2 separate regions of the Mus musculus genome follow, and region 1 is linked to region 2. Evidence: chromatin loops called from intact Hi-C (ENCODE). Cell type or tissue: left cerebral cortex. All regions are shown on one strand. Each heading gives the region's core, and the rest is flanking DNA. Links, peaks and the distances in the headings are about the cores only.

Region 1 (15,557 bases), core at 5,144-13,143, 280 kb before region 2:
TCCTCATTAGAACAACCCAAAACAATAAAGCAAGTACATTGTGTTGAGAAGTCTTTGCGTGAGAATAAAAGCTTCCAGTGTTGATAGAATCAGAACTTTGAATATCTTAATAGCTCAGCACCCTTATACATGTGATAGGAAGAAGTAATAAAACTGCTCTCCACTCACAGATTTCTTAAAGGCATTCCTGACACCGCAAATGGTTATAAATTATTTTGAAGGTCTTTTATGTTCCTGCCAAATGGGAAAAGTTTGATTTGAAAGTTGAAATTTTTAGGATTTCTAAACTATTATAAAGTAAGTCAAGTGTCGTGGCTAATTTAAAAACATCAGGGGGTTTGTACATGTTGCTTATAATAATATTTTCAAATTCCCATGTTATTTGACAATTCATTTTGCTTCATTTTTTACAGTTGATCCCTGAAATTTCTCTTTGGCCATAATTCTCTTTTATCAGTATGTCCAGCTCACATAACTGTCTGCCTCTTCGGGGGATTAAGCACTACATTTTATCTGGACCCTGGAAGAATAAATTCAGAGATGATAAGAAATTCCTGCTGCAAATCCAATGTGTTATTTATTTAGATCAGAGAAAGACCTATTGAGGAAGACTTTTTCAAAACATTGGTGAGATCTCTGCAGGTCCAGTAGTATGGCACTGGCATCATTCTAATTCTGTAAAGCTCTGCGAGTTGAGTTAAACTTTCAGTAAGTACTTGACTTCCTTCTGGCTTTACACCTTCCAGAAAGAAAGAAAGAAAGAGAGAGAGAGAGAGAGAGAGAGAGAGGGAGGGAGGGAGGGAGGGAGGAAGGAAGGAAGGAAGGAAGGAAGGAAGGAAGGAAGGAAAGAAGGAAGAAAGAAAGAGAGAGAGAGAAAAGAAAGCCAAGCAAAATAAAACACTGATTTTTTAAAAAGTAACAGAAAGTCTCATGAAAAATGTTATTTAAAACCACAAAACAGATGGCATCAAATATTTTGTAAATATTCATTTCTTTTAATGTCATAATTTAAATATTTGATGTCTGTATGTTTAAAAGTAATTAGTCGGTATGAAAGATACCCAATATTTAGTAAAAGTAGTTAATTCCCAAAATTGCCAAAGGAATTAGATAAAAGTAGATTCCTAAGTTCTACTAGAGCCCCCAGAGCTGTGGGGTAAATGCACAGGAAATAAGACTTTTCAACATGTATCTGAAACTTGCGCTCCAGTTATTGTGGGTCAGCAATATCAATGCCATCCAGGCATGCTTTAGGATGCAGATTCCAGGCTCCACCTATGCCTGTGGGAGATCTGCCATGTAGCAGCCTCCTTCCCACAGCCACACTGGTATTTGGGTATGCAGAGAACCAGAAGAAGCATGGCTCAAGTGGTCCTCACAGAACCATGAGTTGGAACACAGGTATCATAGGAGGAGTTCCAAGACTTGAGTGATCCAAGCCCAGACTCTGCCACTAAACTGACCCCAGAGTACTTCCTTATGAATGCCTTAGAGTACAGTAAAAGTGTTCTTCCTCACAGGACATATCATTTATTATGCTGAATAATCACAACCCAATGAGCTCAAAGAGGCTCATAAATTGGACTAATGTCAACTTCCTAACTGTGATATTGCACCATGGCTAGACATGGTATTGCTATTGGAGGGGACAGAGTAAAGAGTATCCAGAATCACTGTTTCTGGCAACCAGACAGGACCCCACAATTCTCTCAGATTAAAAATATAGAAGGAAAAGACCCTGATATAGCTGTCTTTTGTGAGGCTATGCCAGTGCCTGGCAAATACAGAAGTGGATATTCTCAGTCATCTATAGGATGGAACACAGGGCCCCCAATGGAGAAGCTAGAGAAAGAACCCAAAGAGCTAAATGGGACTGCAACCCTATAGGTAGAACAACAATATGAACTAACCAGTATCCCCCAGAGCTCGTGTCTCTAGCTGCATATGTAGCAGAAGATGGCCTAGTTGGCCATCATTGGGAAGAGAGGCTCCTGGGTATTGCAAACTTTCTATGCCTCAGTACAGGGGAATGCCAGGGCCAAGAAGTGGGAGTGAGTGGGTAGGGGAACAGGGCGGAGGGAGGGTATAGAGAACTTTCGGGATACCATTTGAAGTGTATATAAAGAAAATATCTAATAAAAATATAAAAATATAAAATAAAAAAGTTTTTAAAAAGGAAATAAGCAGGACAGTGAGAGAGCAGGACAATCCCCATCCTTCCTGAGCCCCTGCACATGTGCACTTGCACTAGCACACAAGCATAAAAACAACACTCACAACATACAAACAACAGTCACAGACACACAAAGACACAAGCACTCAAAAGTATAAAGCAAAGTCAACAGAAAATCTTTTCACACTGTAAGAAGGCTCATCAAATTTTATTTTGAAATAGTCTATCCAATGAAATGCTCTCACCTTAGGAAAAGAAGGAAGGGAAGGAGGGAAGACACGGAAGTAAAGAGGGACAGTGAGAATAAATAAAAGAATAGTTAGGTCTAAATGACACTCAGCTCCATTTTTATCTTTTTTTATTGGTTATTTTATTTATATATGTTCCAAATGGTATCCCCCTTCCCAGTTTCCCCTTTACAAACCCCCACCCCCTTCCCCCTTCCTGCCCCCCCCCTGCTTCTATGAAGGTGCTCCCCCACCCAAACCCAGACACTATTGCTGATGCCAAGAAGTGCTTACTGACAGGAGCCTGATAGAGTTGTTCCCTGAGATGCTTTGCCAGATCCTGACAAATACAGATGTGGATGTATGCAGCCAAACATCGGACAGAGCATGAGAATTCCAATGGAGAAGTTAGGGGAAGGACTGAAGATTAAAGGAGGTAGAGGGGTTTGCAACCCCATTGAAAGAACAACAATATCAAACAACCAGACCCCCTGAGCTCCTAGGGACCAAATCACCGACCAAAGAAAACACATGTAGGGACCCATGGCTCCAGTTGCATATGTAGGAAATTGAACAGAAGTGTGGAGCAATGGGGGATGGAGAACTGAGGGTAGCCACCAGAAAGTCCCAGGTGCCAGGAAACCCAGAGGCTCCCATGACCAAACAGGGATGACGTTAACTGAAATGCCCAACAAAGGGGAGAGAGAACCTGTAGGAGCCATATCCAGCCCCATTTGTAAATGAACACAAAAACATAAACAGGAACTCATAAAGTAAGATTCACAGGTTTCTCAAATGTTTCTGTGAACAGGAAGATACACATTTTACCCCTGAAACAGGGAAATACTTGTTAAACAAGAGTAATTTCTTCTAAAGATGTAGCAAGGTGGACATAGGTAGCCTGTCTCAACGATTGCCAAGAATTCTCTGGAAGGGCATAGAAAATGCACTGCACCTGCATGGTGAAGCGACATCTCTGCTCTGGCACAGAGGGAGCAGAGAGATCAAGCTGGGAGAAGCGTTGGGAGAGCTTAAATGTCTGAGATTACAGCTGCTCCTTCCTTTCCTTTGTAGCATGATGATTGTTTTAACACGTGAAATAAGCTCCAGCTGTCATTTGCATCGCTTCGATATATGCGCTATGCCTTCAAGCAGAGACCATAGGAGTTCCAGAAGCACCGAGAATCATGCATCCAAGGAAAACCTTTCACCTGTGTTTTCATAAGCAGACATTGTGAGCCTATGTGCATTAGTGCATGTGTGTGCCTGTTATGCAGTGAGGGTTTTTTCCCATCCGCATCAGGGTAAAACACATGGGACTTTCGTTCTAATAAAGCTTCCTAACTTCTCGAACATAAAATTTCTTCATGATCAAGTTGCCCAGTCAGATCAGAGGAAAAAGAATTAAAAACAGTTAATTTTAAGTGGAGCCAAACCACAGTTGTCAGCCAGTGATGCTGCTGTTCCTTCTGCATGGCAACAGGCAGCATTGTGCTCTCAAGACCGAAGGACATGCACACCCTGAGTGATTTTCCATAGTACCGCAAGTGAGTGGTACTGGTACTCAGTAGCTTTATCAAATGCAAGAGCCAAATGCAGAACTCTGCTGTGGTCAGTGAGGAATTAGGGGAGAATAAAAGTTTGAGGGAGAATACACTTCATGGTCTCAAACAATTTGGTTTCTGTATAGAGTCAACACATTTCTGATGGAAAAAAATCGAAAAAAATCAATAAGTAAATAAAGCAAATTCATGCAATACTAGGAAAATCTCATCTAAGAGTATTCAATATTTTTGAAAGATCTGTCCATTGAGGTGTAACTCAAATTGCTTATTGGATCAAACAAGTTAACAGATATACAAATAAGTGGAGTTTCATAAATTAATGCAATAACATTGGGCTTCTGGGAGCCTCCTGTTCCAGCTTGCTATTCAATTTTTATAGATTTTCTGTCTTTATACTTTAAAATATCCTTCATGTTATGAACCTTACATGGATTTGATATATGCACAGCTTCCTTCTGAACAAATGTCAATATATATGTATATATTCATAGTCCTGGGTGTATGTGTCCGTATGTATATAGTCTTGGTCATGCAGTAATTATATGTCAGAGAACATTGAAATGCATAAACTAAGTAAAAAAAATCCTTCATACTCCTACTGCAGCATGAAAATACAGCTCGTTCCCTCTTTGTTTCAGCAGAGTGCTCAGCCATTGTGCCTTCTGCACCAGTCTACACTAAATAAGGTTAGCTTAGGGTAACTGTTACTTAAGCCAATCTTACACACTTTTGATAGTGAATCAGACAGGTAAACCTGGATTCCTGACCACCTTAGCCATGTTCCCAAACAGAAAACCTGGTTTTCCTATTTCTTTTCTATCGAAAGAGAGATACAACCCAAGGCATACTTTCGTTTTCCCAAACATTTAGAAGAGGCTGAAGATATAACAAAGGCAGAAATGGCAGCCATATCCACAATTGTGTGATGAAGAAGAGATCTTCCACTCTATCTGCTCTTAGGGCTCACTCATCCCTGGCTCAGTGGCTCCTTTGCCTTCTGGTTCTGTCTTCCTGGAGAGCAGTTGCCATGTGACCTGAACAGCAGTGTCCCTGCTAGATTGTGATTTCATCTCATATAGTAATGGGGCATTTCTTCCACAGAACCACTCTGGCTAGCACAATAAATGTAGAGGAAAAAAGAAAAACAAAAAACAAAAAACTGTCTTTACAGGTCTGTGCTGTCCGTGCTGGAACCTTCAGAGCACTCTGATGCTCTTCCCTTGTCCCAGACTTACTCAAAGCTGTCTTCTGTATGACTTGAAAAATTAAAAAAAAAAAAAAAAAAAAAACAAAACTCTTGCTTCAAGACTTTGACATGCAGTCACTGTTTTAAAAGTGGCAAACTAGCCGGGCATGGTGGCGCATGCCTTTAATCCCAGCACTTGGGAGGCAGAGGCAGGAGGATTTCTGAGTTCGAGACCAGCCTGGTCTACAAAGTGAGTTCCAGGACAGCCAGGGCTATACAGAGAAACCCTGTCTCAAAAAAAAACAAAACAAAAAACAAAAAACAAAAAACTGGCAAACTAAAATGAAGTTTGCTTTTTCACTTTGATGTCTGAGTTTTCTCTTTCAGTACACATCCAGAAGGAATCTAGATGCTTCCGAATCCAAAGGCACATTAATCCAAAGGGGAAAAAAATAATATATTATCTGAATTGGTCAAACTTTTGGAAATAGAAATTAGAAACCTCTGTTTAGGGCGGAAAAAGAAACAATAAGATTAAGAAGAGACTCAGAATCATATTCTCTGGGTGTTTATTGGTCTCAAGTGGCTTTTAAAATGCTTTTTGATATTTTTTTAATCAAAGCATTGATTTGAAGACTTCATCTGTGTAAAATGCATACAAATACACTACACAGTAAATTATTTTCACATCTCAGTGACCAATTCACAGTTCAAGAAATAAGGTAATCAACTCTAGTTCCCAGCATGCACACGGGCATCTCACAACCACCTGTGCCTCCAGCTCCAGGGCATCTGATTCCCTATCCAGGCTCTGAGATGCCTGAACTCACATGGAGAGACAAATACATAGACGCTTAACGCTTAAAATAATGGCAAGTTGGTTTTGTTCTAATCCATGGAAATAAAAGCACCCCTAAGTATGGCCTCCATTGCACTACCTAATAACCAGCACACTTTCTTCCCTCAAAGATATCAACAGCCCATGCTGGTTTCCATCCCCACTAATCAACTCCGCTCTTTTAGCACTTTATGCATATGGAATCAAATGGGAGGAATTCTTTTTGTGTCTGGACTTCGTTTCATCAGTTTAGGTTTATGCCATGTGTCCACGGTGTTGAATTCAGCAGAGCTTACTTGTTCTCCTTGGTGGGTGGTATCAACAGGCCACATTTGAAACCCATGCTTCTCTTGATAGGCGTTTGAGTTGTTTCAAACTGGGAATTATAATGCATAATGTTGCCACAGATATTCTTAAATACATCTTTTGGCAAATACGTCTACATTTTTTTCTGAGCATAAAATAAAATTGCTGTTCAGACAGACCTCACAGAGACACTGCCAAGTGGTCTTCCAAGGAGTTGCAACAGTTTACACTCCATCAGGAGCTCTCTGAGTTTCCTCGAGAATCTCTGCGCTAGGCTGGTGGGTGTGCGCTGCTGTCTTGTTTAGTTCTTGATTTTTATATTTCACTAACATGACAGAAGCACTCTGAAAGTTTATGATTACTCGGATGTTTTCTTTAGGCAATGTTTCCTCACATGTTTTCTTAGTGTTTTCTACATGGTTTCATTCGTTCCCTCACTGGTTCTCAGAAAATCTTTGTATATTCTCAATGCTATGAATAAAAAAAAATGTACTGGAAATAGATGCTCTGATTCTGGGCCTTGTATTTTTATTCTTAAACTTAATATAGTCCAAATTATCACCCTTACTCTGGGGTGTGTTTCTTGCATGCTGTTAAAATTATGAAGTATTCTTGTGACTTTTCGCCTAGGAACCTTACTGGTTTTCTTCTACATTTAACTAGAATTTGTCTGTATAGTTACGTGAGATCTGGTAAAATATTTTAATGTTGACAATTTATTGAATTTCTACTTCTAAAAAAACCATTCTCCCCCCCCCCTGCAATGTCATAGATGTAAGAAAGGGTCTTTCATTAACTTAAAAATCTAAATCAGTAGCTATATATCATTGATATTGTAAAGATTTCATTTTATTTTATTTCATTTTATCTTTTAGCAAATATTTCTACATTTTTTCTGAGCATAAAATAAAATTGCTGTTCAGACAGACCTCACAGAGACACTGCCAAGTGGTCTTCCAAGGGAGTTACAACAGTTTACTATTTTCTATTGCTAACAGTTTCTATTGCTTTTATTAGGAGTTCAGATCTGGATATATTTTCACGGTCTCTTACTGGTATTAAGTCTCTTTCTGCAATTAAAGACTTAGAAAACGTCCCACTCTAAACAACCAACATGAACTCTAAAGCTTTTGTTGCTTCTCCCTCTCCATCGCTTCATGCTTTCAAAATTTAACTGCTTCCACTCTCTCAGATGCCTAACTTGGGCACCTCAGTCCACTAGGCCTTCAGTAACAGTTCAGACTCAGTGACTGGCCTACTGTATTTTCAGACCCTTCTTCTGTGCAGCTTACTAACTGACAATTGTTCTCTGGCAGAAAATGAATGCTAGCCCATCTCAGTAGGGTCCCTTCTGTTCCATGGGATCACAGGCTCTGAACGCCCAGATTTTTCAGAATTAGACAAAAAAGCATGTTTATAAAGCATGATCTTAGAATATTCAATCTTGGCAGTATTCAAAGGTTTTTTTTTATTGAAACATAATAAAAAAGAGCTTGAGATTTTTAAGGTTGTAGTAGATTTTAGAATTCATAATAACTAGCCTCTGTTGCTTAAATCAGTCAATTTATCCTATATTCTCTGGTAACAATTCAGTTACATGGTTGCTTTTCTCAGATAAAGAGGTCAGAAATTAATTCGGTCACATTTAATTAGTTTTGTAAGAGATGCATATATGCATCTCCCTAAACAACCGCCAATAATTCAGATACAGGTTGTCCCTTCAGCAAGAATTTAGAGGATGAGAAAGGATGTTGAAAATGATGCCTATTCAGATTCTACTAGAGAAGAACATTTAGCAGTTATTCCAGACATGAGATTTGGGATGGTAATTATTACAGTACAGTCTGGACTATCTTCACTAATAAACATGCTAACAAGGGTGTGATCCCTTCTGCCTGTAATTATCCTAAACACCACTCCCCACTGGTCCATAAGTCAGTAGAAGACATATGATAAAAGAGGATGATCTTAAGGAGCCAACCTTTCTCTCTATGCCAAGAAGAGCCATCTTTGTTTTGACTTTGACCTTTCCCTAAAAGCCATTATGCAAATCCAGACATTGAACCTCCAGGTTATTTTCCTAGAAAAAGTCATTCAAAAGATTTCTAAGACTTCTTTCCTCTCCACACTGTAATAAAAATTATTTCCTTGACCTATTTATTGTACGCAATTTCTGGAAGGCTTATGAAATGAGAAAAGTACTATGAAACAGAAGAAAGATTTACACAAATGCAAAATTATGAAATGATTAAACACATGGCCAATGGGATGCTTAATTTTCTAAAATGTACTTATTTAATTTATGTGCATCTACTAAAATGAATTTAGACTTCCTAAGGAAGCAGCTTTGTCCTGGCCTTTCCAAGAAAGCAGCTGTCCTTCCCTAACAATTAATGAAAGTAGGAAAGCTACAAAGTCAAATGTATTTTACCACATAGCCGATGGTATCTTGGTTGCAGTTCTTTGTAGACTCAAATGGAGCTCTGACCTTGCCATGTCATGAAGCTCTGATTATAATGAATAGACTTTATAATGCTTAGAAGTCGACTTTTCATTAAAATAAACCAATGACAAAAATCACATCACAGAGGATAATAAACAAAGTCCAACCTGTATGATATGATACGCAGAAAAGTACACTGTAGTTTAAATCAAAAATATATTAGCTACTGACTTTTGAAAATACTTTTGAATTGTGAAGTAACCTGTTATATTAATCTGTGAATGGCATGGGTACCCTTGGGAAATGGTGCTTACACTCTTTTCAGTAGCAGAGAGTACTGATTCAATTAGTGAGGACCCTACAGATATTTATAGGCCTACTGATAAATCACATTTAAGAGTTTTCTGACCCAAACCTCAGCCATAAACTCGGGCAAAGCCAGGATCAAATTTGCAGGTAGCAATGTACAGTAACAGTTTCTTCCTAATCTAAATAGGTCCCTTCTGAATAACTTCAGCCTTGAAAATCCTGCTTATCAAATCAAAATCAAATCAAAACACAGACATAGCTTCACCTGTGTTCATGTCCTTGGATCAGCCAGGCCTGGATCAGGTGGAGAATAGCAGAATGAAGAACTGACCCTTCCATTAGAAAGAAATCATAAATATAGAACTGAAATCCAACAAAGAGGGTTTCATGTAAGCCAGAAGGACAACAATGGTACTTTCTAATTTTATTTAGAAACCCTAGTTTTCTGTATCCATAGAACTCATCCCTAGTTTAAATATGCACCAAAATCAAAGAAAGGCTCATAGTCATACATAGGTACTCTCATATATTGAGCATTTTACCATGCTTTAGTATTTTTTCCAGATATCCTAAAAAGTAGGTCAAGAAAAATAAGTTTTATCAATATAAAAAGGATAGCATTAGTACATACAATGTTATCAAATCAAGTGCCAGACCCAAGTCTGGTATTAAAATAACATTAAAATAACAGGATGCAAGGCAAAAAGACAGATAGAAGCTGGCTGGCTGGCTGATGCATGTTCTGCTGAGTCAGAGTTTGTGTTATATAGACTAATAGTTTATAGAGGGCAGTGACTTCATTTTACATTTTAGTACTTACTGCAGTGTACATACAAACTCAGAAGTATTCCGAAGCAGACTATAACTTTAGCCAGTCTTTTAACTGTTCTCATACAAAAGCATAAATATTTATGTAGATACATACATATGTACACATATGTGCATGTCTATGAAAAGATACGTATCACATAGTGTTGCTTTGAAAATTGAGATAATGCATGCAAATGGCTTACAGTACTTATTAGCCTTTGCCACATAATAAAAGCTCATTATAAAATGCATAATAAATTTGTTAATACCAGTATTTAGGTGTGTTAGTTTCCCAGAGCAATTGAAACAGTAAATCACAAATTATGTGACTTAAAATAAATATATATTGTTTCACAGTTCTAGAGTCTAGACGTCCAAGATCGAGTATTTACAGGATAATGCTCTCTCTGAAACGTGAAAATTCTTTCTTGGCTCTCTCTACTTCTAGAATTTGCTGGAAATCTTTAGCATCCTTTATCATATGCATGTGTGACTCCAATCTCTAGCTCTATGCTGTGTGACTTTTCCTAGGGAAAGAAACAGATGTAGCTTTACCTCAGATAGGGTACCAACAACAGATGGAAGAAATGATTCTATTCAAGTCTAACTTGGTGAACCAGCATTTATTGTGGTTAGTTACAAGTGTATAGATGAAGGTTATTTATAATGAGAACAGATGAGTCAAAAGCAGCTGCAGCCCTGAAATGCCCACTCCAGCATGGGCGATGACTCATGAAGGCTACATCCCTTGTAGCTCCCTGCATAACTTGCCAGCAGCTCAGTGGAAGCTTCTCTTCCCCCAAAACTGTTTATATAACCTTGCTGAGGAGCCTTGTGATTATAACTGTCAAGAGATTGCTGAGAAAGATGTGTTTCCTTATTTCCCTCCTCCCACTGATTTAGATCTTTGAGAGCAAGAGTCTCTCCTGGCTCGGGGGAGCTTAACTCTGGGGGCTAAAGTACAGGAACAGGAACGTCAACAGTCACCAAAGCTGCCCCAAGTCAATGCAGTTTGTTGGCTCACAATAGTGAGGAAAAAAGATGCAGACAAAAGAATGAGGAAACTATTAAGAAAAGTAAAGACTCCCCAGAGTGGAAGGAGTCCAAAACAGGAAATACCACTGTTTGGCAGTGGGTGTGGGGGAAAGAAAGAGTGGGAAAAAACCCTTCATCCCACCAGAGTTCAGGTGCTCTGGGTGGGCGGATCTGGGAGGACAGCCGCAGGCTTTCCATGCAGCTCCTGGTGGGTGTCTGGCTGTGGGAAGGCACTGGGCCCCTTCTCAGCCGGGGGTGAACAAGGGGCAGTCCTAGGCAACAGGTTCTCAGTCTTGGGCATCCCAGCCACCACTGGACGCTGCCACAGAAGAGCTGAGAACAAATGAGGGGCAGCTGGGTCATCCCCAGGGCTGAAGGGCAGAGATGGCAGGGAGAGCAGGGGCAGTGAGTGGTTCCCACACAGTCGAGAGTCCTTGGTGCGGTCCATGGCTGGAGCCCAGGAAGGCCTTCCAGTGGGAGGTTAGACATGCCTTGTTAGGGAAAAGCCTATCCCATTGTTCAATCACTGTGGGTCTTGATGAGCAGAGACAGTCTGTGGTTTTAGAGCTTTACTATAGAAAGGCAGGGAGAAAGAGAGAAGATAGAAAGAGGAAGAAAGGCTGGCCATGGCCGTGTGGAGAGAGAGGGAAGGGAGGGAAAGAGAAGGGCTAGAGAGTAAGAAAGGTGAGAGCTTAAAGAGAGTGAGGAGGGGTCAAGCAGCCCCTTTTATAGAGGGCTGGGCTATCAGGTAACTGTGGGGGTGGAGTCTAGCCATAATGCCAGAAGCTTGGGACATTGTCTGTGTGACTTATAGTCACAGAATTATGGAGTTGGGGGCTCTGTCTCTGGGAACATGGCTTGCTTTTCCATTCCTTGTAGCGTTTTCTACTGGGTCACTGGAGCGAACCTCTTTCAACCAAAATAGGCTGCCTTTCACAGCCCTGCATACCACCAAGCTGCTGGACCTGGGGCTTTCATGAACCTTGTAACAGAAAACTGAACACAAATCAAGCCAAAGGGGCTCACATGCTCTATGCTTCTGTCTCCCAATCAGGGAGACACTCACTCAGGGAAATGGTCTTGAGTTATGGTCACCACTGTTCATTTTCATTTTGACCTTGGTTTGTTGTGCCAGACACTGACCTTGGCTGGGTTTGGTACCCATTAATTAAATCATGATTTCTTTCTTCTTACTTGTATGTAACCAGCTTATATATTGCCATGGACTCCTGTCTTAAAACCTACAGGAAATTAATTCTTATCACAGTTTCTAAGATGGAGCCACATTTTTCTTACTCATGTTTACCTTACTCTCTACAGAATGATCTCTTGTCCATAATATAAGAAGGACTTTAAGAATATGTCCTTGCCCACAGTTCATTTCTGTTTATTTCTGTTAGATACACAAATATGTGAAAGGACAACTGTGCATAGTGTTAGGGTCCTTCCTTGGAACCAGCCACAGTCTGTAGATACTGCCTGTATTGAACCAGAGGTACATCCTTTTCTTCTGGCCAGTAGAGCTACGTCATACCCACCTGCAGGTCCTCTTACTTACTACCCTCGGTGTTCTCATCTTCACAGTCTTAAACCTAACACTCTTTTTACCTTAAACATGTATTTACATGAGAACACCTCCAAGAGAGAATGTTGCAATGGAAGGAAATTGTTATACCATACCCCATTAGCACTTTTCTGTTTCTCACTACTTCCTAATGAATTGATCTAAACTTCATGACCTTTGCAAAAATCCTATTTCTAAAAAAGCCACACTCATAGGCCCAGTGGATAGGATTTAAATATATCTTTTTGGAGACACGATTTAACCCACACTGAGACTGAAACTGAAACTCATGCTGCCTAAAGATTCACGGGGGAATTTCAAGGGACCATTCTTCTCTGAGAGTTTTCTACAGAATCTATGTATAATCCCCCAAGATGACACAATAACTATGATTCTTTGTTGCCTCCAGATGAAAGAATAAGAGTTTGTATAGCCTGCATCTCAATTTTATCTGGTGTCTTCTTTGTCAATTCTGGTGATATCTCTATTATAGTTTGGAAACATTGTGTCCTGCATACAGCTCATATACTTAAGGCTTCCTGAAAATGTTTGGAATAATGAAAGTTGTATTACTGAATCTTGCACTGCTGACAGAAAAGGATTGTTTTGACTTTTATGTTCCTATGGATTTTAGTTCATCCTGGAGGAAAGGTGTAGTGGTAGAAATTCCTCAGTCCATGGCTTGGAGATTTGTGGAAGATGAGGAAAAAAGAGATAGCGGAACAGAAGGACCTATGCATACTTTTCAAAGGTTTTCCTATAGTGACCTACTCCTCTAGCTAAGCCCCTACCTCCTAAATGCTCTACAGCCCTCAAAGTAGAGCATTCAACATGTTTGTCCATAGGAAACATTGTAGTTTTAATTTGTAACAAGGGTTCTGGTCTAATAAATGTACAGATATGTTCATAGATTCATGATGTGCTGACATCACTTGAGAGAGATCCAAATGTTAGCAGATGGGACCTAGTTTGAGGAAATAAGCCACTGGGAGAAGACCTGTGGTGACCATGGCTCATTCCCAGTCTTCTCCCTTGGTCAGTCTCTCTTTCTGGACAGCATAAAGTGTCTTTGCCTAGAGACCATGATGCTCTCAGCCTTACCACATGCCAGTAATAGCAGAGCCAGTAATGGATTAAAATCATTAGTATGGTAAAGCTTTCCTTTGTAAAGTTATTTTTCTCAGATGTTTTGTCACAACAGTTAGAAACTGACATATCTTCTGGATCCACCTTGAAACATTGGATTGGCTGTTTTCCATATCCCAAGCAGCATCCATGAACTACTAGAAAAGCTTGCTTATCTAAGTTTTCCTCCTCTGTGCCATGTTGTCTCCGCCAACCCAGTGTGTTACTTTAAACATACTGGTGCTTTTAAGGTGTTTTCTCTCTCAAAAGGATTAGTGGTTCCTTGAACTGTTTCTTGCCCACCATTTGAAGTTCCATGTTAACTTATCAACATTGGCTCCCACTCTCAGATTCCTTCTAGGGTTTTGTCAATTTGGTCTGGATGTTATTGACAAGTCTAAACTTCCAATGTCCCCTTTCAGTTACTTACCATCTTTCTGTTTATTCTAAGTTTCTACATTGTTCCAACAGTTCTTCATTTAGAAAGGGAGAAAAATGTTCTTATTCACATTCCATATCTCTGAGGTTCTTAGTATCTATCCCACTGATTTGGTGTTTATTCATGTGTTACCTAGTAATGGAAAATCCTTTATTTGTTCCAAAAAATAATAAGATGAACTTTTAAAGATAATATGAAATATTACATTTTGTCAATAGTGTCTTTTTTTAACGTTTTTATTAGATATTGTCTTTATTTACATTTCAAATATTATCAGCTTTCCTGGTTTCCACTCTGAAAACCCCCTATCTCCTCCCCCTTCCTCCTGCTCACCAACCCACCCACTCCTGCTTCCTGGCCCTGGCATGGCCCTACACTAGGGCATAGAGCGTTCACATGACCAAGAGCCTTTCTTTCCATTGAAGACCGACTAGGCCATCCTCTGCTACATATGCAGCTGGAGCCATGGGTCCCTCCATGTGTATTCTTTGATTGGTGGTTTAGTCCCAGGGAACTCTGGGGGTACTGGCTAGTTCATATTGTTGTTCCTCCTATGGGGCTGAAAACCCCTTCAGCCCCTTGGTACGTTCTCTAGCTCCTTCATTGGGGACCCTGTGCTCAGTCCAATGGATGGCTATGAGCATCCACTTCTGTATTTGTCAGGTACTAATGTCTTATATGTAATCAGTGACTACTCACTGTCTATTAGATAAAAGGTTATCTTGAGAATCAGGACCTTGGCAAAATAAAACCACAATTGAAGTCACTTGGAAGGAATTTTTGTTGTTCCATACATCCATAAAGCTAACTAGGCTGAGTCTGAACTCAGTGTGAATAATGGACATTATTGTGTTCTAAAGTGGATACAATTGCTAGGGGAAACCAATTTGCTAGTGAAAAACATAAAGCCCAAGACTGTCTTGGGTCTGTTTTTATATTGGAGGTCTAACCATAAAAGCCCTTTTTAGGATGAAAACAAGGAAATGGGAATTTGACTAACATCTTCCACTTGTTTCAATGAGCAGCAAGAGGTCTGCTTATTCTGCTTTTGAGCATTTGCTAGGGTGGGGATGTACCTGGAATGATTGACTAATTCGAGGAGGTTTTCCAGTATTCTCTGTGTGGTGTATTTTAATCAAGATCACAATTTAGCAGCTGCATTAATTAATTAGCACATTAATCAGGAGAGCATTTTAGCAGCTATAATCTCTAGCAAACTAGCAGTTGGTGATGAAATCTTAGCAGTGGGAGAACAAACAGCTTACCAAGTTATTTTTCAATGCTATCAACACCACGGGTACAGCAAAATTATGCTGAAATTATGCAACCAAATTGAAGTCTTTCTTAAAATATAGCTATGCAGGGTACATTTGAGAAATTGTATGCTTTATGCAGAAAGGTCTAACAATTACTACTTTCTCTACAAAGCAGTAGTTCTGAAGAAAACTGTCAGGCACTCCAGGAAACAATCTTTCCAAGTGTTCTCAGAATAGTCCTTGTGTAATTTAAGAAGAATTAAAGGTAACTCTTCTATTAG
Region 2 (15,557 bases), core at 4,069-12,068:
GAATTCACCTTCTCAACAGCCCATGGAACATTCTTTAAAATAGATTAAGATCCAAAGGAAATGTCAAAACAGGAAAAATTGAAATAAGTCCTTGGCTTCTATCTGCCCACAGTAGAATAAAGCTAGAAATCAACAGCTTAAGAAACCACAGAAGCTTCACAAACTCACAGAAACTAAAATAAAAAATAAAAAAAATTTAATTGAGCAAGAAGAAAATAGAAAAATTGAATGGAGATGAAGATACAACATAATGAAATCTATTAGATGCAATGAAAGTAGTCCTAAAACTTTATATGCCCCAGTACAGGGGAATGCCAGGGCCAAGAAGTGTGAGTGGGTGGTATAGGGGACTTTCGGGATAGCATTTGAAATGTAAATGAAAAAAATATCTAATAAAAAATTGAAAAAAAAATAAAGTAGTCCTAAGAGGGAAGTCTGTAGCTAAAACACATTAACAAATTCAAAAGGTCTTGAATAAATAATTATGTTCCCTTAGGTTTGGAGAAAACAACCAAGTCAAACCAAAAAAAAGTAAATAATCAGAACAGAAATTAATAACATAGAATCAAACATAACAAAAAAAACAATAAAACAAAGATTCAGTCCTTTGTAAAGAGAAACAAAGTCAACAAACCCTTAACTAAACCACAAGAGAGAGGAGAGTCAAATTAATAACCTGAGAGATGGAAAGGTAGATTCAGTATGGCCTCTCAGACAAAGGGCCCTGCTCTCAAGGCTTGCAGCTAAGTTCAGTCCCCCACATGGTGAAAGCAGAGAATCAACTCCTGGAAGATTTCCTCTGACTTCTACAGGTACCCTGTAACAGGTGCTTGATGTGTATGTAAACACAGGTAAAGACATTCTGCATAAGACTGATTGCTTGGAAAACAAAATCAATCACTAGCAAATGAAATTAAAAAGTTTTTATACCACAAAGGCAATTATCAATCAAAAGAACAGATAAAGCAAAGAAAATCTTCACCAGTTATACATCTGAAGATTACTATCTAGGATATACAAAGAATTCAAACAAATAAATATTGAGAAACAAACAATCTGATGAAAATGGGCTATGGAGGTCAGTAGAGAATTTTCAAAAGAAGAAATACAAATAGTAACTATTTTTTGCAAGTCTTCAACATCAGGGAAATGCAAATTTAAACTATTTTGAAATTCTATCTCACCCTAACAAGAGTGACTATCATGAAGAAAACAAATGGCAAATACTGTCAAGGATGTGGAGAATGTGGAACCTTTATTCACAGTTAGTGGGATGTAAATTGGCACAGCCACCATGGATATCAGTGTACAGATTTCTCAAAAGATAAAAACAGAACCATTACATCATCCAACTATAACATTCCTGGTGTATTTCCATAGGGCTTCATATCCTCCCAGATACTTGCGTATCCATACTCATGGTTGCTCTCTTTACAATACTAGGAAATGAAATCAGCCAGAATAGCCCCAGAGAAACAACTGCCACATATTGTTGCTGATATGTAGACTCTAGCTTCAGATTTTTCAACATATGCATTTAATTTGTAGTGCTTATAAAAAGGCCAGGAGCCTAGAAAGGTGCTATGAATGGGTTAAGAGAGAGAGAGAGGCTAGTAGAATACATGTGATATGAAAGTAGAAAGAAAGAATACAAGGAGTGTAAAGGCATATGTGGGGATCAGGTCAGATCTTGTGGTAGAAATCAAAAAAATCAAAGGCTATATGACAAAGCCATGTGGCAGCTATTTTTTAAGCCATTTTAAAACATATCTTTAAAAGGAGTTTAAAGAGAAGTACTCTGCATAGGTAGGCAATGGATCCCCAGAAGCCATGTGCTATTAAACAAAAATTCAGTGTGAGGTGTAGAATACCTCCTTATGAGTTGGTCAGGGAGACACTGGAGGCTCCCCCAAACAATAAAGAAGATTGTCATTGCTTGTAGTTACCTATGAAAATGTGAAAAGACCCTATTGCTAAAGAAATCCTATACTTTGGTTTCAGGACATAGCAAAATCAAGCTAGAGCTGAACTATAAGCTTCCTTCCTGCTGGATACCTTTCATAGTACCAGATGGGACTGTGCAAGACTAGGAGAAAAAAGTCATCAATAATCAAATTCAAACACAAACCTTGCAAGCTATAACTCCAAGCTGTCAGTCAAAATGTGCTCACTAAAGCAATAGTGGCATGACTATTACGAGGATAACCCACCACATTTTGACTGGATTTCAGACCCACTCCTCAGGAAGGACTCATGTCTGATACTGCAAACTGGTTAAAATCCATGACTGGGAGGTCGTAGGACTTAGGAGGAGCCTGTGATTCTTGTTTTGCTAAATAGATGTGGTGCCTAATTGCCTTCTGGATATTTATGTTTATACATATACATTAGCCCTGCTTTCAGCCTTAACTAGAGATGTTTATGTTTTCTGGGGCAATGGTTAATATAGAAACAAAAATACTAAATGTGAGTGTTGAGTGTTCTTCTCTATCACTTCCTCTGAGATTCAGGGATCATTGTAGAAGAGGTGGAGAGAAGACTATTAGAGATGGAGAATAAAAAGGATTACTGTAAAACTCTATTGTGGGCATGACTATTGTGTCCATGAACTTATGGCTTCAGTGGCAACAGAACCTGCACAAGACTGTGCCCATCAACATTCCATCAAGGAGAAAGGGCTCACAAGACATCACCACTCATCGAGGAGCAGTAGACAGTTAATGGTTGTGGGAGAGGAGAGTCATATTTGCTAGTGGTGTAACTATTGGTAAGTGTTCTTGCTCAAGTAAATAACCCTCATGAATACGTGTAGAAGCAACCTATGTAAATAAGGAAAATAACACACATACACACACACACACACACACACACACACACACATAAAGGAAACACATGGAAGTTGGGAAGAAGCAGTTTCGTAGAATGGAATAAGAGAAGATAAGAGGATGAGGATATGATCATACTCCATTATATATACATGAAATTATAGAAGAATATTTTCAGTTTATAACTGTGTCTTCTACATTGTAAATTTTTCCCATTAAATAGAAAGAAAGTAGAAAAGGGGAGAGAAAAATAGAAAGGAAGAAAACATGGGAATTTTAAATTGGAAGGAGCGTCTGTGTGACCCATTACGCCTCTGAAACTAAATCTGTCTTGAGTGGGTAATTTCAGTCCTGAGATTCAGCTTCCTCCTCCCCAACAGATTCAGCTGAATACCCTATGATCCCAGGGAGATCCATTGCACTTTACACTTAGAGAAATAATATCATTCTGGAATTAAAATATTCAGTTTCTATATAATCCAGTGAATAAATTAGAAGAATAAAAATTCAGGGGGACAATTCAGCATGAAGGTCAAAGGCATGCATTAATTCATCATTGCCGTACTAAAAGCAAATGTGCTGGGAGAGGAATAAAGATAAGCTAGGAAGATGCTGGGTTTCAGATTTCCACTTATAGCAAGAGCCAGCCTCCTGTCATAGAAATCTAAAAAAAAAAAAAAAAAAAAAAGACAGAAAGAAGAAAGAAAAAAAGAAGTGAGGAAAAAAACCAAAGACCTATGGTTATACCCAACTTTTTATGATTCCAGGACCACATAAGAAAGCCCAGGAGGGAGACTAGGGGGTGGTTGTGTTAGTAAAATATTTGTTTCATAAGAATGAGAATATGCATTCTAATTCCCAGCACCCACACAACAGCAGACAGTTTCACACATGTGCAATCTTGCATTGGGGAAACATAGACAGCCTCTCTAGGACTTGCTGGTCAGCCACCCTAGACAGATAGGTGACCTCCAGATTCAGTGAGAGACTCTGGATTGGAGAGTGATGGAAAATGACACTCTATATCAAGTTCTGTCCTCTCTTACACATCTATACACATGCATTTACACACACACATGCACACCCACAAATAAACACTGAACTGCTGTCATTTCTATACCTGTTCCTTCTTATTCCGATCCATAAAGCACCTCAGCTCCTTTGTCATACATGTGTCTCTGTGTATCTGTGTGTGTTTGGACTCGTGTGTGTGTGTGTGTGTGTGTGTGTGTGTGTGTGTGTGTGTGTGTGTTGTGTATGAGTATGGGTGTGTATAGGTGGTGCATGTACAGGTGTATATTCATGTGGAAGCCAGGGAAGAGCATTAGAACCCTTTTGGTCCTCCACTGACTCTGAAGCTCAATCTATTTTATTTTATTTTTAGACTGACTAGCCAGTTCGCTCTGGGAAGCTGCCTATCTCTGCTCTCCAACGCTGGGGAAATAGGCATGCCCATTCATGCCAGGCTTCTACATGAGGGCTGAGAATTCAAACTTGGGTCCTCTTGCTTGCACAGTAAGCCCTCACCCACTTAGCCATATCTCCAGGCCCACCTCAGCAGCTTTCCACAGAAGACAAAATGGCTTCCAAAAATTTTCTTCAGTAGGGCCCTTCAGCTACTAAGTGGGATTGGATTTCTCCAAGCCAATTCCCTTCACCTGGCTATAAAGTCTCATTCAAGAGCCATGTAGAGGGATAAAGACAGCATCAGGACCTTTGGCATAGAGAGGACCCCGTGTTAAACAGATTGTCAGAGCTTTGAGAAAAACTTTCTTCAGAATTACAGAGGAACATTCTCAGATGGGAGTTTTCTAAGCAATCCAACCACCTCTACTTCAAATTTGATATGATGTCATTACGAACTAAGATCTTTCCATTAAAGTGTCAAGAGTCAGATTTATATAACAGACATAAAAATAAAAGCTAAACACTGAGGCATAGAACGCTAATGGAAGTTATGTACATGCATTAAGGAGAAAATGCACCTCTGAGTGTTGTTTGTGTAAAAGGCTATTTGTAAGTTTGAGCTTGCATTTCCTCAGACATTATTTAAAAGTGTCTATGTTACTGATGTGCTAGAAACATTTCTCACATTTTAATTATGTTGTGAAACATGCTGATTCCAATCAACACGTTGAGGACAGTTTTACAGTCTGTGTGCCAGAGAGAACTCCCATTCATCAGGGTCCAGGCCTTTATTTGTATTATCTTAACTGTATTTAGCACCTACTATGTGCCAGGATGTGAATTAAATACGGGGGATTTATACACTACTCTATTTCAGTTTCATATACATTGAAGATAGCCCATCATGCTGTGAGGGGCAGAGAGAAGCAATGAACTAGTAAAGAGGAAAACAGAGAGCAGATCATTAAAGATCCATGTGTCAAGCCACACAGAACCTTGAAGGTTATGTGATATTTTTGTTCTTAAGAGATATGGGATCAGATTTTCGTTTGTTAAGGATAAATCTGGTCATGATTGGGAAGAAAAAGTCAATACAAATAGAGGCAAGAAGGTGAGCACAGTGTCTGTTGGCTTTTTAAAATCTTGAGTGTGGATAAAGGGAATTCAAGGCACATGGGTATAATCTGATAACCAAATAAACAGAAGGTGAGAGACTGGAGGCAAGGAAAATTCACCTCCTCTTGGCTTTGCCTACTAGACAAGACAGGCTACTACTTGCTACAAGAAGGAGCAGGAAAGAAAAAAAAATAGTAGCCTTATAGGAAGAGAAATGTAATAGATCAGAAGTTCAATTTTGAACATGGTGAAGCTGAATTGCCTGTGAGAAGCCCGTGTTCATATATCTAAAATAACCTAGGAAATGTGCCCAGAGCTCAGAAACTCTGTGAAGTGGGAAGGTAAAGCCCTCAGTATAGATGAGCTTCTACAAAGGATGCCTGTGGTAGAAGAGATTAATAATACCACACCCTCCCTTAGTATCTACAAGGAGTGTCCGGGACCTCCAGAGACTCTAAAATCTGAAAATGTCCAAGTCCCGTATGCAACATGGCACAGGATGTTGCCAGGTGGCCCATACACATGCTCCCACATAGGTTAAGTTATCATTGGATAACTTATAGCTTCTTATACAATGTAAAAGCTGTGTGAATCACGGCTGTACTGTCTAAGAAACCCAGACAGGAAGGAAAGTAAAAATGTACATGTTCAGAACAGACCATTAAAAAACAAAAACAACAACTTTCATCTGTAATCTGCTGAATTAGAGTGGGGTCTGTGGATACATAAGGCCAGCTGTATTAGTAATTGTTAATACCTGAAAGAGTTTCCTGTGCAGGCCCTGTTTCCAGCCCTTTACATACATAAACTCTTCTCTTCTTCACATGTATCCAATGCAGAATCACTCTCCTTGTTTATCAGTTTGTGAGACTAAGAGCACTGTTCCTGAGGTCACGAACAGCCACTCAGTAAAACCTCTCCCTGAGTACAGACTGCATGAGGGAGGATGGCCCTGAAGCATAGAGATGGCAATAACAGACAACTGAATCAACACTGCTGAAGAATATTGAGAATGGGAATACCAAGGGAAGAAACAGCTTTACAAATGAGAGGTTGTCAGGAATGTAAAACAGACAAGCAACCATTAAATAATATCACTCAAAGCCCGTGGAGACAGAAAACAAACAAAAGCAAACAAACAACAGCAACAAAAGAAAGCCAAATAAAACTTGTTAGTGAGCCAGTAAAAATACTGAAAATGGTTCTGGTGAAACTATGAAGAGCGTCTGGTCCCACTCACCACGTAGAGAAGAGGAAGCCAGCTAATAAGTAGCAATTTTAAAGCACATGTGGCTAAGCATGGTTCTCCCTGTCCATTTCTGAGCAATTCGTTTGGAACTCTTGGTGGATGTGAGCCATTCCAGGTCAAATGGCTTTTTCTGCTGGTTCAACTGGCCCAAGAGACACAGTGAGACTTCCAGAGGCACTTGTAACCAGGATCCTTCCCCCAGTCACACCAGCACTAACTGTACTGCTATGGCCAAGACAGGGGAAGGGGAAACAGAAACAAGCCAATTTTACCACCCATCCTAGAGAAAGCCACAAGCCAACCAAACGAATCAAACAAAACCATTGAATCCTTTGAGTATGCTCATTGAAGCTGATAACTAGCTATAAAACTGAATGCTTCATGTATATTCCAGAAGTAAATTATCAAGCATCCCCAAATCTGGTCCCCCACCTCAAAAGAAGACTGAAAGCGAGTTTTACAATCCCTACACTTTTTTCATTTTCCACTGGGGAAACAAAAGCATCATGCTCAGAAAAGTTAGTAGTGGCTATCTCAACTCATAGCTCCACTTCCTATTTTGATGGCAACATGTCTCCCTCTTGTGGATTTTCAGGATAATTCAACCCAGGAGAGTCCTCTCCAATTGTATGCCCTCATTTTATCGCCAGATTGTATTTCAACACTTTAAGTCTTGGTCATTGATAGCATATTCTACTGTATACTCATACTTACTGAATACCAGAATACACACTCTGGCAACATATGTGCTTCTCATCCAGAAGGAAGTGGCTCCCAGCAACTGTGACCATACAGCCAATATTTACCATGTTAATATGAAGAGCACGTAGACCAGGCACTGGAACATGCAGACTTGGTTCCTGTAAAAATTTACAAGTTAAAAGAGAAGCCCAAACATCCTGATTATCATGTTAGTTGCTCTGGTGTGAGAAATTGCCCCAGACAAAGATGGCTACAGAGGCAGACCTGACCATCAACAACAGTGAGTTCCAAATGCTTACATCCAGAATGGCATTGCCCCTGTAAAGTCTGTTTCATTTCTGTGGCTACCAAAATGATATTTTCTTCTCCTTACACAAAAGTTCACTCACTATAGGCATCCTATTCTATCACTCCTCGCAGAGAAATGCCTCCAGATAGATACACTCCTAGCTCTTTGTGTTTTGACCTCAGTATTTTGCAATATCTATGCCTAACTTTCCTTTCCTTCTCTAGTTATAGAAAAGACTCATTGGCCCACTTTCTCAGCTCTAAGATCCCCTAACTTCTTTCCCTTCACCTTCAATTCTGTTCAGACCTCCTTTGTCTTCCCCATCAACACTGTCATACTAATAACTATTTATACCAGGAGAGAGCCTAAGAAAAAACCTCATGAAGGGTGAAATGAAACTACACATCAGGGAAGACCCAGTAGGCAAATAGGAAACAGAGCCCAGCATGTACATGACAAGTCATATCATAGACTTGTACAGTTGGGAAGCCTCCATAAGGCCAGCCTCATCACTATACTTCACCTCCTGTGACCTTGCTGCAGTGTTTGACCTTATCAGCCATGCCTTTGCCTGGAAATGATATCACACCTACATTTTACACTGAACATGGACTCTGCTGACAGCTCTTCTTTGTTATGGAAATACCTGTCCCTGGATATCACTTTTCTCTGTTCTGCCTACCTCTACCACTCTCAACTTACATCTCTTCCAGCTTGTGAGCCGCTCCAGTCTTGTCAGACTCCTTGATTTAAGAAAGCAAAAGCAAGCATGACCTTCTGGTTGGCACTGACCATCTTTTGTGAATCCAAAGGCACCAGCCTGGACACACCACCAACAGACAGAAGAATTCAATGATAATGGGCTCTTCTCTCAGCTACAATGTTCAGCTGCTAGCTATCTAGATCCCACACGGAGCACCATTATAGCTACCCCTTCAATCCTCAGTGCCATTAACATTTCCTTACTAGACTGGTTCCCTCCTTTCTCATCTATGTTCCCAGTCAGCTTACCACCTGTGTGCCCTGTCTTCTGGTTCTGGATCTCAGCCCATCCTGAGATACTTTTTCCTCTGCCCTATACATATTCTTCCCACTGGCTCTAGAGGAAGTTCTTGTAATCTGCCTTGATCCTTTATGCTTGCTGTTCTTTGTTAAAAGATTTACTGTAAAAGCCTCCAGAATGGACTGCTGGAAAACAGTGTTTCCCAAGCATGACAGTGCCTTGCACACATGAACTCACAGAAGCTATAATTTCATGAGACCATCACAGGATCAAACGAGTCGAAATCCCAGCATGGATGTATAATGGGCTAATGAAGCCCTGCCCCAGCAGAAAAACTGTTGGTACTTTATGGCTGCTGAGAAAAGAAAGTAAATTTTCCCCAGGAATATGACTCCTAATAGTTTGCTCGGTGCTCAGAGTATGGATGACCCTAAGCGCATGCACATAATGAAAGCACTAATTGGACTCAGTGAGTTAAAAATAAAGACATGAAGGTGATGTGGTGGGTGTGTCTGCAAAGAGTTGGAGGGGAAAGCAAAGGGTCAATATAATCAAAATACATTCATACATCTTTAAAAGTCTCAACGAATAAATTCCAAAATTTACTATTAAAAAGGAGTTTACTTTTGTAATGATTTATATTAAAGCAAAATTGAGAATAGAGATAAGCTAGCTGTATGTCCCCTCTCCATATGTATTTGCAGCTACCCACTATCAATATCCCCCATCATAGATGTGTATTTACAACTAATAAACTTATAATTGACATAACATTATCATCCAAAGTCCTTAGTTCTCTTGTGAGTTTATTCCTAAGGTCCTACAATCTAATATCTTTGAACCAATTTGTAATAAGATATCTACCATATACTAATGGTTCCTTTGTTCCCAGTCCATCCATATTTTAGAAGACTAAGTTTTGAAAGTGAATAGATAAATATTAGCATACAAGCATGAGAAAAATAATAAACATGGTTGTGAAAGAATAAAATGTTAGTAACATTTACTAAGTCAAAAGCTAGATTGCCTAGGTGTGAAGCAAGAGTTGTTTAGAGGCACCTTGGTTGTGGTTTGTGTCTTTCTCTGGATTGTTGAGACCCAACACCAGTCCACAAAACTCTCAGGGCTCTGGAAAGATGGCCAAGTGCTAACTTGTGGAACTCGTGCAGAAGTTGGATGACAGCACAAGAAGTAGGAGGTAATACTACTTGGTCTTACCTTATGCCTTAGGAGAAGACCCTAGATTATTCTCATGAGCTACAAGGGGTTTCTAAGTGAAACAGAGGAGCAGAAAGGAAACAAGAGATTGCTTAGACTAGCCCAAATGTTGCTAGTTTTTAAATGGAGGAAGATAAGCCCTCTGATAAACCAGAGAGACATCAAAGCTGGTTCAGGCCTGGAGCTGCTGACACCAGTGAGACCTGGGATGGCCTCTGACATTCAGAACTATAAGTTTCGTTGTACAATGCCACAAAGTATGTGACAACTTGTAACAGCACCAAAAGAAAACTAATAAAGCCACTTTTCTTTATTTAACCCAGCTTTTTTTTCTTGGCAGTTTGAAGTGATATTTTAGAAGAAATTTAAAAAACAAATGACTGATTAAATTTCTGATATTGTTCTATCTAATATTGACCAAAAGTATATACATAGCTTTTGCCAAAATGGAGAAAATTAAACACTGCCCTAGCTACACATCCCTTTTGGCTGTTATCACACTACAAATGACTAAGTTAGAAATTCAGATTTTGTGGTGCTTTTTTTTAATTATTTATTTAATAAAACACAAAAGGGGAAACCATGCAAATTATTGCATATGATACATTTTAATTTGTTAAAAAATGTTAATGTGTAAATTCTCCATTATAACTTATAAACATGTGAGCCAAAGTTATATCATGTAATCCTGCAGTTGTCTGATTTGGTGGTGCAAGCCTTTAATCTAGCACTCAGGAGGCAAAGGCAGGTGGGTCTCTATGAGGTCAAGACCATCCTGATTTACAAAGTGAGTTCCAGGACAGCCAGCCCTGAACAAATCACATTGTATGTCCATCCTTGCAGGCAGATTGCTCTGATCTGTTTTGTCTCTAATTTATATTTACAAGATATAAAAATCTTAGTAAGCAGCTAAGGGGTCTACAGTCTCTAGTCTACAATATGGGACATTTTTGATTAAAGAACATCAATTTTTTTCTTTTAGTTATACCTCATCTTATTGTTTTTAAGTCTATTTTCCCAAACAAGAATTGAATCCCCCCATTAAAAAATGGGGCTCAGAGCTGAACAAAGAATTCTCACCTGAAGGAATACCGAATGGCAGAGAAGCACCTGAAAAAATGTTCAACATCCTTAATCATCAGGGAAATGCAAATCAAAACAACCCTGAGATTCCACCTCACACCAGTCAGAATGGCTAAGATCAAAAATTCAGGTGACAGCAGAAGCTGGCGAGGATGTGGAGAAAGAGGAACACTCCTCCCTTGTTGGTGGGATTGCAAGCTTGTACAACCACTCTGGAAATCATTCTGGCGATTCCTCAGAAAATTGGACATAGTACTACCGGAGGATCCAGCAATACCACTCCTGGGCATATATCCAGAAGATGCCCCAACCGATAAGAAGGACACATGCTCCACTATGTTCATAGCAGCCGTATTTATAATAGCCAGAAGCTGGAAAGAACCCAGATGCCCCTCAACAGAGGAATGGATACAGAAAATGTGGTACATCTACACAATGGAGTACTACTCAGCTATTAAAAAGAATGAATTTATAAAATTCCTAGGCAAATGGATGGACCTGGAGGGCATCATCCTGAGTGAGGTAACCCAATCACAAAGGAACACTCACAATATGTACTCACTGATAAGTGGATATTAGCCCAGAAACTTAGGATACCCAAGATATAAGATACAATTTGCTAAACGCATGAAACTCAAGAAGAACGAAGAGCAAAGTGTGGACACTTTGCCCCTTAGAAATGGAAATGAAACACCCATGGAAGGAGTTACAGAGACAAAATTTGGAGCTGTGACGAAAGGATGGACTATCTAGTGATTGCCATATCCAGGGATCCATCCCATAATCAGCTTCCAAACGCTGACACCATTGCATACACTAGCAAGATTTTGCTGAAAGGGCCCAGATATAGCTGTCTCTTGTGAGACTATGCCGGGGCCTAGCAAACACAGAAGTGGATGCTCACAGTCAGCTATTGAATGGGTCACAGGGCCCCCAATGGAGGAGCTAGAGAAAGTACCCAAGGAGCTAAAGGGAACTGCAACCCTATAGGTGGAACAACAATATGAACTAACCAGTACCCCGGAACTCTTGTCTTTAGCTGCATATGTATCAAAAGATGGCCTAGTCAGCCATCACTGGAAAGAGAGGCCCTATGGACTTGCAAACTTTATATGCCCCAGTACAAGGGAACGCCAGGGCCAAAAAGAGGGAGTGGGTGGGTAGGGGAGTGGGGGGGAGGGTATGGGGGACTTTTGGGATAGCATTGGAAATGTAAACGAGGAAAACACCTAAATAAATAAATAAATATGAAAATATGAAAAAAAGAATTGATTCCAAGTTATATATACAGTATGCTATACGCTATAGCAGATCTACTTTTTCGAAACAAGAGCTGAATCCTAGTTACATACATACAGTAGCAATTTAAGATTACCTATGTAGCAATTTTTAACTATCAACCTTTTGTTCCAAGGGTTTTATTTTTACTTATTATTATTAATAATTCCATTCATTTACATCTCAAATGATATCCCACTTCCTGGTTACCCCACATCCCACATCTGCCCTCCCCCCTCCCCTTTGCTTCCCCATCCACCCACACGCTCCTGCCCCACTGCTCCAGCATACCCCTACTCTGGGGCATCAAACCTCCACGAAACCAAGGGCCTCCCCTCCTGTTGCTGTCTGGCCAGACGATCCTCTGCTACATATGTAGCTGGAGCTATGGATCTCTCCAGGTACAATCCTTGGTGGTGGTCTAGACTCTGGGAGAACTGGGTGGTCAGGCCAACCTATGATGTTCTTCCAATGGGGTTGCAATCTCCCTCCATTCCTCCAGTCCTGCCAGCTCCCCCTCCAGATTCCCTGAACTCAGTCTGATGGTTATCTCCAAGCACCCACATCTGCACTGGTCAGTTGCTGGCCAGAATTCCCAAGAAACCATCACACTAGGTTCCTGTAAGCAAGCACCTCTTGACCACAACAACAGTATTGAGTTTGGTGTCTGCAGACATGATGGATCCCCATCTCTGGTAGTCCCCAGTTGGTCCTTCCTTCAGTCTCTGTTTCATTTTTTGTCCCTGTTCTTCCTTCTGACAGGAACATTTCAGGGTTAAAAACTTTGAGATGGGTGGGTGGCCCCATCTCTCGACCAGGGACTTTGCCTATCTACTGGAGGTGGTCTCAACAGGTTCTATCTCCCCCTTCTCTATGCATTTTGGCTAAAGTCATCCCCATTGGGTCCTGGGAGCCTCACATTTCCCTGGTGTCTGTGACCTCCAGTGGCTATTCCCAGTTTCTCATCCCCCCTGCTGCATATTTTTGTGGGTTTTCCCGACCCTCTGTGCCCCTCTCTCACATCCCCAGTTCCTGATACTGCCACCCTTATTTCCTCCTCCAACTTTCACCATCCCCAGTGCCCCTCTCCCTCCACATCCCACAATTGTCCTGATGTCCCCTCAATGAAAGACTGAAGCATCTACACCCTGGCCTTCCTTCCTTCTAGGCTCCATATGGTCTGAAGCACATCCATTTTTAAATGTAACATAGTGGATCCTCAACCTCTCATAATTCAATTACTTTTGTCTCCCATCTTTGATGACCACAAGCACCAAGGAGCCACGTGCTTATAAGCTTTTCATTGATTGGGTTTTCTAGAATTAGAACTCCCAAGAGAGCTTATACTATTTCCTGACTGCCCTTATGTATAACAATATTATAGAAGGTGAGAGAAATTTTCTACAGTCAGAGCTGACTGCATAGCCATGCCTGTCAGTCACTTTCTACACACCAATTAAGGAAAGTACTCAGATGTAACACTTAAACAATATAAATTAAGTCTGCAAAAGTTAAATTCTGTCATGAAATTAGCCATGGTAAGTGAAGTCACTATGAAAATGTACTTTATAAAAATAAATTGTGTTTCTGTCCCAGTTGTCACACAAAATTTTCTTGTTGAAACCACCAAAGTGATCTCACTTGCTATGACTGGGCTTCAATTTAAGAGAAAGAGATATTTGCACTAGGAAGTATGTAAATTCATGTGCTTCAAGGGTTCTAGTCTTCAGAATCTTGTGCAAACTTGAGGCAAAATCTTTTAAGTGTAAGGCTGGGCAATTTGATTGAATTCTTCCCCTGTGAAACTGGCCCATTTATAAGAAAATTCATTTCTGCAATGTGATCAGGGCAGAGGGAAGAGGGTACCCAGCCCTGATTTATTCTTTTCATCTTAAATAGTTTGGGAACATATTATGCTGTCTGAATGTTCTTTGAGACAAGGAACAGAGTTCTGCTCAATGTAATACTTACAAACTAAAGAAATAAAAATGTTAACAGGTAAAACGTGCTGGTTCTGCAACTGTCGTTTGTTCATGTTCTTGCCATTTCTTTTTTTTTTTTTTTTTTCTTTTTTTTTTTTTTTTGGTTTTTCGAGACAGGGTTTCTGGATATCCTGGAACTCACTCTGTAGACCAGGCGGGCCTCGAACTCAGAAATCCGCCTGCCTTTGCCTCCCAAGTGCTAGGATTACAGGCATGTGCCACCACTGCCCAGCGTCATTTCCTTTTTAATGTCTTGCTTTTGATGTGATTATTATCGCTTGGCTACTCATCTGTTGCTTTCGGGAAAGTCATGGTGCCAAAGTCTCTCATGGCCTAAACACTTGGAAAGAAGATGGCAGAGTCACCTGCTCATGACAGGTGATTCTGAAATAAGGTACCAGCGCCACAGCATCTTAATGCCCTGGTCTGAGATCTTTCAAGCACCAAAAACATGTCCATACTGTCATTGACATAAATAGGGCTCCCAAATTTATGTGCTATAAATTAAATCCCATGCTCAACATTCACTCTTCCAACTCTCACTGTGTCACTGTCTTGACCCTTGGACCCACTTGCTTTCTCGTTCCAGATTGGCTGATTTTCTCAAAAGACTCTGCTGTCCCCACATCCCCATCTATGACTTCTGTCTTACTTAGGGTTTCCATTGCTGAGAAGAAACACCATGACAAAGGTGACTCCTATAAAGAACAACATTTAGGTTCTGAGGTTACATCCACTATCATCATGGCAGGAAGCATGGCAGTGTACAGGCAGACATGGTACTGGAGGAGCTAAGAGTTCTGCATCTTGATCCAACTGTAGTCAGGAAAGACTGTCTCTGGGGCAGCTAGGGGGAAGGTGTCAAAGCCCATCCCCATCATGACACACTACTCCAAAAGGGCCACATCTCCTAATAGCACCACTGCCTGGGCCAAATATTCAAACCATCAGGCCTTCTTCCCCAGGTTACTTATCATGTAGTTCTGTTTCACTTCAAATCCTGAAACACTCCCAATGTGCCCTAGAATCAGAAAAATCCACTTACCTCAATATGACCTTCATCTCCAAAAGGATACGGTTTCCTTTCATGTCTTCAGGCTGTCCATCCACTGCACAGTTACCTGCATTCCTGGGTCACTGTTACTCCCATTCCTTTCTTCTCATCAGACTTCAGGATTTCATTTTCCACTTGAACATTCCCTCCAACACACTTGAGCTCATTCATGTGTTCTGATATTCTTTAAATCTACCAAATCCAGATACCCTCACCAGAAGTTTCTACACAGAGAGAATACTAAACATCACCTCCCAATAGCTTCTCTTGTCCTTCTAGCAGTATTCTGCTATCCCATTCCCAACCAATATCGTTAGCTAATCCTCTCATCATATTCATATGCCACCTTCA

What was found. Peaks named below come from ENCODE experiments on the same cell type or tissue, not always from the same donor. Only the 100,000 strongest peaks of a DNase experiment are listed, where the experiment ranks them.
Region 1: it touches region 2 in a loop (5-fold over the local background); 7 of 42 quality-filtered maps call a loop at or near these places.

Annotation. Positions count from the first base shown.
Region 1 is chr12:43,816,844-43,832,400 of GRCm38, forward strand. All of the region lies in intron 1 of Gm33384 (a long non-coding RNA gene), which reads right to left. Among named protein-coding and RNA genes, the nearest start is that of Gm33384, 27 kb to the right of the region's middle. In left cerebral cortex, for the core only: a CTCF peak has its summit at 6,491; DNase peaks (open chromatin) are centred at 6,526, 9,792, 10,568, 11,020 and 1 more place; H3K27ac peaks cover 4,538 bases.
Region 2 is chr12:44,098,081-44,113,637 of GRCm38, forward strand. No RefSeq gene overlaps it. Among named protein-coding and RNA genes, the nearest start is that of Dnajb9, 100 kb to the right of the region's middle. In left cerebral cortex, for the core only: a CTCF peak has its summit at 7,175 (motif pointing left); DNase peaks (open chromatin) are centred at 5,765 and 7,167; H3K27ac peaks cover 275 bases.